Regions from separate parts of the Mus musculus genome. Here region 2 is linked to region 1. A link is a loop called in an ENCODE intact Hi-C map of the cell type or tissue named here. Cell type or tissue: left cerebral cortex. All regions are shown on one strand. Each heading gives the region's core, and the rest is flanking DNA. Links, peaks and the distances in the headings are about the cores only.

What was found. Hi-C counts contacts between places; a loop is a spot of excess contacts. Peaks named below come from ENCODE experiments on the same cell type or tissue, not always from the same donor. Only the 100,000 strongest peaks of a DNase experiment are listed, where the experiment ranks them.
Region 2: a loop joins it to region 1, with 8 times the contacts of the local background. A loop is called at or near these places in 2 of 42 quality-filtered maps.

Annotation. Positions count from the first base shown.
Region 1 is chr17:73,709,683-73,714,065 of GRCm38, forward strand. Galnt14 (polypeptide N-acetylgalactosaminyltransferase 14) reads right to left here and starts at 769. Exons shown (of 15, transcript NM_027864.2): 1 at 249-769. The coding sequence starts at 377. In left cerebral cortex, for the core only: a CTCF peak has its summit at 430; DNase peaks (open chromatin) are centred at 460, 728, 1,692, 2,487 and 1 more place; H3K4me3 peaks cover 1,217 bases; H3K27ac peaks cover 1,592 bases.
Region 2 is chr17:73,827,515-73,831,897 of GRCm38, forward strand. It overlaps Ehd3 (EH-domain containing 3), which reads left to right. Exons shown (of 6, transcript NM_020578.3): 4 at 1-48; 5 at 532-696; 6 at 2,404-4,383. The coding sequence ends at 2,931. Among named protein-coding and RNA genes, the nearest start is that of Ehd3, 25 kb to the left of the region's middle. In left cerebral cortex, for the core only: no CTCF peak of the experiment used is centred there; DNase peaks (open chromatin) are centred at 2,625, 3,236, 3,690 and 4,112; H3K27ac peaks cover 1,355 bases.

The DNA.
Region 1 (4,383 bases), core at 101-4,100:
CGGCTCTGTCTGCGAGCGCGCGCCCACCACCCACGCCCACTGCCACTTACACACGCCAAAGATATGGAGACGCCCCAAGCTTCTTAAATTCCACAAGCACCTCCCCATGGCCGCATCCCGCGCCTGTTCCCCATCGCAGCACCTCGACACCCCTGCATTTGAACCCTCAATCCCAGTGCGTGGACCACGCACCCTTCCACCTGCCAGTGCCCGGTGCCCTGTGCCCTGTGCGCCACGAAACGGCATACCTTGGGGGTCTGCACTTCGGGTCCCAGCGGCACCTCCAACTTCCTCTTGGTGACCCAGAAGAACAGCAGTACGGTGATCCAGAGCACCCCAAAGATGGGCAGCGCCAAGCGGCGAGTCAGCCGCCGCATGGTCCCCTCTGCCTGCTTCTCTTGGTGGCGACGCGTCCCTGGGGCACCCCCCGGCGGTCAGGGGTGGCGGGGCACGAGTCTGCCGAGCGCCTCGCTCTAGGAGAAACGCTGCTCCTGGGATCCCGATGTTGGATGGCGGGATCCTGCCCCGCCCGCTTCGGAGAGAAGCCACAGCCGGGAACGGAGCGGCGAGGGGCGCCGGAGACTAGAGACGCGGCCGGGCAGGGACGAGGGGCAGCTCAGCCCGGCGCCCGCTCCAAACGGAGAGCCGCGGCGGCCGCTGCGATGCTGCTGTGCGCCGCGGCTGCCTTTGCCCGCTGCTGCCGCGAGGGAAACTGACTCGAGCAGCCGGGAAGGTGGAATCCGAGGCTGTGCCCGGCACCCCCGGAGGAGCACGAGGAGGAGGGAGCGCGGAGGGAGGGCGGGCCCGACAGACAGACTGACTCCGAGGGAGAGCGGGGCGGGAGCGAACCGGGCTCTGAGCGGGGGCGCTACCGCCTCCCGCCGACCGTGGAGCACCCTGCGGTTGAGGGACCTTGGATGCAGCTCTGGGACCATCCTGGGCTAGGGTTGTGCTGGGAGGGGTTGGGCGGGGACCGGTTATAGGATACTGACTTGTATCAAGCAAGCTGATACTTAAGGACTAGCCCGCGCCAGGTGAGGCACTACCGGGGAGGAGTTTCTGTTTGCTGCGGGGCTCTGCACATGGTGCTCACAGGAGGGTTCGCTAGCCGGGAGCCATCACTGGGATAGTAGGGTTGGTTGACCCAGATGTTGTCTCAAGTTCAGACTTGACCATTTCAGGGCCAAGGTCGAGTTCAGCCATCTCCCCAGGGTATTCTTTGCCTTTGAGCAGGTAGGTGCCTGGCAACTTTCTCTTAATGGAAAACTGAGCTGGTCTAAATTTAACTCGAAAGATGTCCTTTTAAAAATTAAGGCAAAAGTAAATCCCTGAGGATTTTTTTTTTCTCCTTGTAAAAATAAGCCCTTTTTCTGGGGCTTGCCAGAAAAAAAGGGTCTAATGTTAGCACAACCACCGGAAGTTTTGTGAAAGGTGGCCCTGGGGTGTGTGGGAGTAGCTCCCCAAATCCCTTTCCCAGTTGCCTTTAAGGAATACATCTTCCAGCTACAGACTAAAGTCACTTGGATTTAGAGACAGGAACAGTTCTGACTCCAGTTTCCATACAGGCCTCAGGTGGGCTGGATGAATTTCTAACCATATCTCTAGAATAGGGAGGTGTGGTTTCTAGCCTAGCCTACCCAACCAACAGGGCAAATCACAGCGTCAGCCTCTCCCTTCCTTAAGTCTTAAGACTGTGCCTCATCTTCAGATGTGAATGCTGCGTTACCTCAGAGTTCAGAGAGAAAAGGTGGAAGTTTTTGCGAAGTCTGCAGAGCCCTGGCCACTGGAGTCCTTGTTTTAGTTACAGGGATGCTCCAAGTTTCTCCAAGTGAGAATGACACCGAGTGGCCCAGCGGCATGCTCCCTGCTGTCTTCACTCACAGACTGGAGCTTAGTATAGGGGTAGCACCCACACTCGACTGCAGGTGAGAAAGGTACCAGTCAGTTCTCCAGAATTCCTCCTCCAGTGCCATGGAGCCCTCCAGACACTTGCTCAGAAACAGAGGTGTCCCCCACCCCCCAACAGCTCCGGTGTTTGATACCTTGTCTTTCGGCCATAAGGCAAAGGCTCTGGAGCGGAGATGTAGGTAAGAAATTTGAGGTTGGAAATCAATCAGCCAGAAAAGGCTTGTCAGCCCCCAGAGCCCTGCTGGCATCTCACACTTGTCTCTATTGGACCCGTAGCCTCTGAAAGGTTGGGTCCACTCTCTCCAGATGTTGTTTAAGCAGGCAAAGGCCTCGGTGAATAACTGTCCAAGGAGCATTGGCGAGTGGCAAGAGCACCTACTCCCGCAGCTTTCTGAGCTCTCTGGATCTCTTCCAAGAGCCTCACCCTAGAGTCCCAGTCCTGGGCCTGCAAAGTGTTCTGTGTCAGCTCTGCCGAGAACCTCCCGAGCAAGCTGTAGACTCGCTGATGAGCGCCAGGCAGGAGCTGCAGCAGCGGAGTCCATTGCTCAGCGCTTTGTGGGGCTGTTTCTGAGTAACAGATGGCAGACAGTTACACAACACCACCGCCAAGCTCCTGAGATGGTGCAGCCTCACACGCCTGCTTCACTCAGACTGGCATACGGGGAAACCAAGGCCCTGGGGTGAAACAGCTCCGCGGGAGAGTACGTAACACTGGGAAGAACAAAGATATTCTTCTAAAGCTCTTGCTCTTGAATCACTATTTTGTCCTCCTCTCACATGGGGAAGAGTCCCTGGGCCTTGAAAGATTTCTAAAGGCTCCGATTTTGCTAAGTGCAATTAACCGACCCAACTATAGAATATGTTGGTCTAGGCTTTTAGGCCAGTAAGTGCCATTACAAATGGGAGGACACTACAGGTGAGTCTTCTAAGTTTTGGAAGCCAGAAAAAAAATCTCCAGGCAGGTCCCAGCATGGTAGGTCTCACTCCAGTGTATCTTAGAGTTCTCCAAGCTTGGGCAGATAGTCAAAGTTCTTTTAATAACGGAGTTAGGGGCATGGCAATGACTCAGTCTGTACAGTGGTTGCTTTGCAAGCACAAGGTTCTGAGTCTAATTCCTAGACTCACTTAAAGAAAGAAACTGAATTCTTGTACACCCACCGCTGAGGAGGCAGAGACGGGTAAGTCAATACAAGTTCACTGGCCAGCTATCCTAGTCTGCTTGAGAAATTCCAGGCCAGTGAAAGACTGTGTCTCAAAAACACAAGATGGATGATACTGAAGAAAAGCACCCAAGGTTATCCTATGGTCTTCACATGCCTGTGCACATACACTCACACAAGAAAACACACACATACACACACATCAGCCTAAACAGCACAGAGCCCTGGTGACCCCACAGGGTAGATGAGCTATATCATTGGTGACTAACCCAAACTACTTCTTTCTCATCACAACCAAGATAGGGAGAAAAATCTCTGAGCAATTTTGTAAGAAAACAAAACAAAATAAAAATCTGCTCTGAATTAGGAGTCTCATTCCACCTAAATAGAGCCTACCTCCTGGTCACAATTCTTCAGCCCGTTCGTATCTCTGAGGTCCAATTTGCCCCTGTGTAGTGTGACATTCTTACAGAGAACCCCCCCAACCCCCAACCCTGGGCTGAAGCATTTAAGGGTCTAGCCTTTCTTTATCCCCAAATTTGGACTCTCTGTGGCCACTACTGTCGTTGTGAAGTTCTGTATAAGCCGTTCTCTCCTCACAGGCGAAGACATTAGAGAGCAAATTGGGTAGTGGAGCAGATGTGAGTCATTCCTGTTAGTATAAAAACTACGGAATAAAACCCATTATGGCCCCCAGAAAGCTGTGTGAAGCAGCATATGGAGCAAATGTAAGCTGGAAACAGGAGGAAGCTGTGAAGTCCGATGCATATGCTCTCTGGCAGCAATTGCTGTGGGTTTTCACACTTTGCCTGCATTTCCCTTCGCTGTCCGCCTGTCACCAGTCCTTCGGCTCACTGCAGAAGCAGCAGCCTTTGTTCCCTTTGGATCAGACTCCTCAAGTCCCTCCTCCCTCCCCACCGTGAGTGAGTTCAGGGGTGTGTGCGTGTGTGTTCTTGCACACGAGTGGCTATAGGCGTATCTTGCCATCTTCGTACCTACCTGACCTGCCGCCACCTGTGAGGTGCCCCTGATGTCAGCCTCACCAATTTTGACCTACTGGAGCTAGGCCTCTTCTGGGCCAGGGGGAAAGGTGAATAGGGGGCCAGGCAGATGGCAGCTCAGTAAGATGAGAGGCTTGCATGCTGCTCCAGCGCTGGCAGGGTTCCCCAGCAGAAAAAAGAAAAGAAAGGAAAAAGAAAAGGTGATAGGGAGAATTCAAAGATGTCTGTCTTAATTCCACAGCCCTCCAGGCACAGTCTTTGAACTAACCCCTGCAGTGGACCCTATTCAAGTGTTAGCTGTAAATAATACATCA
Region 2 (4,383 bases), core at 201-4,200, 120 kb after region 1:
GCTCTTCGAAAGCTCAACGATCTCATCAAGAGAGCCCGGCTGGCCAAGGTAAGGCTGCCGCCAAGTAAGTACACCGTGAACAGGTTCGAAAGTAGAGCTCAATTGCCAGAACTGAGGTCCTTTCGGTAGGAGAGTGTGGGTGGTTATGGTTGCTGGCTCTGAATTAGATGGCCAGGTTGGAGCTTGGCTCCATGTCCACCTCAGTGATTCCTGGGAGGGCTAAGGTTTGATAGTTTCTGTGTTGTTTTCTACATTCACAAAATGAATGGGCTGGTGGAAGAGGAAGAGGAACAGAACATGAAAACCCTCGTCACCGTGCCAGACACCTTAGTGTTCAGAAGCTGCCACTGTCGGTGTCTACGACAGCAGTGCTCTCACCCCCTCCGCTGTGACCTTCCCTCTCCATAGTCTCACCGTACTAGCACGTGACTGTGAGGAACGAAAGAAGTAGTTTCAGAAGCAGGGTCAGGAGGAAGGGCTGGAAGGGCCAGTTCAGGCTCCTCCTGAGGTTGTCCTCTTCCTCTTTGTCAGGTCCACGCCTACATCATCAGCTCCTTGAAGAAGGAGATGCCCTCAGTGTTTGGGAAGGACACCAAAAAGAAAGAACTGGTGAACAACCTGGCTGAGATCTATGGCCGGATTGAGCGAGAACACCAGATCTCCCCTGGAGACTTCCCCAACCTGAAGAGGATGCAGGTAATGAGGGTCAGGGTCCCTACGGTTGGGAGACGGCATCTTACTAGCTGGCTGCCAGAAAATGAAGGAGCTCACAGAGCTCCTGGGAGAAGCCAGAGTCATAAGTCACAATCACTCACAGCAAATGCCATAGCAAAGGCTGGAGAGAAACAGCCCAGTTGTCCCCAAAGGCACAGAGCTGTGTTTGATGACACTGAAGACCTTACCTAGTGAAGGCCACATGTTCAACATATCCCAGAATTCCCTGGGAACAGCCTGTGGCCCACAGCATGTTTTTGGGTATGTTGCAAGCCCTTGAACCTAAGGCTACCACTTGGGATTGTGTGTTTGGGGGCGGGGGATGTGGTCTTCTCCAAAGTCATTCTCAGAGAGAGCATTTTCACCTGCCTTTTGTCAGCTGAGGTCCTTAGTATTTTTGCAGCAAAGCATTCACATAAGCATCACATAGAAAAGCCCGGAACCCAAGCAAGAAGCCGCCATGCCATTAGAAGCTAGATACATGCAGAGCTTTCCTGGCATCCATAAACAGGGCCTTCAACGGTTCTTGTACACAACTGCTGAGAACCCAGTGAAATATCTTTCCTGCAAGGCCCTTAACCTAGAGTCTTGCTCTGCTCCCCACAGAATCCTCTTTGGCCCAGCCATTGAGAGGAGGCAAGAAGCTTCCTGCCAGCACTTGCCTCTGAATTGTAGCTGTAAATAGCCTTTAAATCTTCGTCAGTGCCCATCCATGTTTAGTGGCCTTCTTCCCCACATAATGAGATTGCTGTGGCCAGACCAGGGCAGCAGTGGGCATCTATGGTCTTCTAGAACAGTTGTTCTCAACCTGTGGGTCACGACCCCTTTGCAATTTCACAGAGGTTGCCCAAGGCCATTAGAAAACAGGTATTTACCTTATGATTCATAACAGTAGCAAAATTATAGTTTTGAATAGAAACAAAAATAATTTTATGATGGGGGGATCAGCACAACATGAGGAAATGTATTAAAGGTTCATTAGGAAGGTTGAGAACCACTGTTCTAGAAGCAAGGAGAGTTGGATGTTCTAGGTTGAGGGTCTTTTGAGACTGCAAAGATTTTCAAACTAGAGCATCTTTCTTTTTTGATGTAGGTGGGTGGACATGTGAAGGCAAAAGAGACAGCTTTCATATAGTCTACATACATGCCTGTGCCTAGGTCAGTCTTTTGATATCCAGGAAATTCCTGGTTGAGAACTATAAGGTTAGGAACGACCTTTGGCTTTTGTTACGGTTTTAGTTGCCTTGGTTTCCCACCCCGGTCACTCTGGCCCTCTCACTAACTGTGACTAGTGTATGACTTCCCAACCTCTAAGAGCACCAAGAACAGTAGTTAGGGAGCAAGACTCCATCCCAGAGGACTACTGCCTTCAAGGTTCACCAATTAACAGCCAAAACTAACTTTGGAAGAAACGTCTGAGTTCCAGTTTGTAACAATATTTAAAGAGATGACAATAAACAAAACCAACACTAGTTTTCTTTGTTCCCCAGCTCCAGCTCTTATTCTGTTCCTTCATAAAAGACCTATCCTTAGCCCATCAGGTCCTTGCTCCCGTCCCCTCACACAGCCCGTTGCTTTCACTAGAAAGATAATTGGGCAAGGATTCTATCGTTAATAGGAGGCACCTTCCGTGATATGAGCATCTCCTTCCACTGTATTCTACTTCATCCTTTTCCTTTCTCTTCTCAGGACCAGCTGCAGGCCCAGGACTTCAGCAAATTCCAGCCACTGAAGAGCAAGCTGCTGGAAGTGGTTGATGATATGCTGGCTCATGACATTGCCCAGCTCATGGTGCTGGTGCGCCAGGAAGAGACCCAACGGCCTGTCCAGATGGTGAAGGGCGGAGCATTTGAGGGAACCTTACAAGGCCCCTTCGGGCACGGCTATGGAGAGGGAGCTGGGGAGGGCATCGATGATGCCGAGTGGGTGGTGGCGCGGGACAAGCCTATGTATGATGAGATCTTCTACACCTTATCCCCAGTGGATGGCAAGATCACAGGTGCCAACGCCAAGAAGGAGATGGTGCGCTCCAAGTTGCCCAACAGCGTGCTGGGCAAGATCTGGAAGCTAGCCGACATTGACAAGGATGGCATGTTGGATGACGAGGAGTTTGCCCTGGCCAACCACCTTATCAAAGTCAAGCTAGAGGGGCATGAGCTGCCCAGTGAGCTACCTGCCCACCTCCTCCCTCCATCTAAGAGGAAAGTATCAGAATGAGAGAGCCAGGTAACCTCAGACAGACAGTATCAAAAGAGAGGATAGACATGTAGACCACACACACACACACACACACACACACACACACACACACACACAACTTGACAGTCACACTATAAATGAGAAGGGTTCACCTTTGTCTGAGCACCTCTCCAAGTTCCCAGGGTTGGTAGAAGGGCAGCTTTCCCTCCTCTGTCTTAGGATATAGGCCTGTGTCCAAACATTCCCTCCATCTTCCATTCCCCCACAGACATGAGGCAGTTAACACAGATGGCCCACCCACTCTACCCCCAGTGCCTCCACATCTAGGCTCCGAGCAGATGGAAAAGGCTTTTTCATGGAATAGAAAATTTGCTTTATTTTCTATGCTTTTATTTTTTTTCCCTCTGGGGCTTCCTAAGTAGAAATTGACTCAGGGCCTGGGAGCTGTGAGGGAAAGGAGAAGCTGAAAGAGGAGGACCAATCTGAGAAACCTCCATAGGGCACTGCACCCCACACTTGAAAAGACACTGGCCTATGTTCTCTGTGTTTTTCTCAACCCAAGACTCTCTGTCTTCCTCAGTAAACATGGACCTTGAATTCTGCCTGCCACTTTGGGTCAAAGACTCACAAACAGGAAAAGAAAAAAGAAAAATTTGGTAGGAAAGCACAAGGAAGATACCCTGTGGTCTTCTTCAACAGGACATTGGATTGGTGGTTCATGGGTTTGTCCCCCACCCCCAGCGTGGTATCTCTGGATACTCAGTTTCTTTATACATACCAAGCCATTCCTGTGTGGCAAGAGCAGGGTTAGGCACTTTCTATGTATTAGTCCCTGTGGCCTTCATGAATGCCCTAGGCAAGTTTGCTTCCCTCCTGTTACTGCATTTTTCAGGTGAAGAGCCAAAGACTCAGAGTAGTTTAGGGTACCTTCCCAAACTCCGGGAAGTCCCAAGAAGAGAAGATTCAAATCCAGAACTTGAGACACCCCTCTGTCCCAGTTCTGTGATGGATGAAAGATCCCAGTGTTGCTACGTGGTGACAAAGCACAGGACAGTCTGAACACACAGCCCCTCACACAGCCTTCCAAAGCATCCAGGCAAGGGAGGGAGGGAGGTTCACCAGCCTTTGATGGGCCAACAATCTGACCATCTGTCACCTTGTAGAAGCAAACTGTGCCTTCTGGCCTGCGCCTCGTGTTCACAACATCACAGAAGACCAGCCAAGCCATCAGGAGAGTGGGCTGGACTGCTAGATGTTGTCTGTGCCTATTCCTGCTCAGCCTCCCGTTCATTAGCCTAAAGCATCCCAGCTCAAATTCAGCCCCAGGCTTTTACAAAGCAGGACTTCATGCTAATTCACAGAAGGCCATCTTGAAAGGACTGGGACCTTGTTCTCTAGAGTTCCAAGGACTCTGGTGTCCTTGGCAAAATTTCCATCATTCTCAGTGCCCTCTATCTCCTCTGTGGTCTC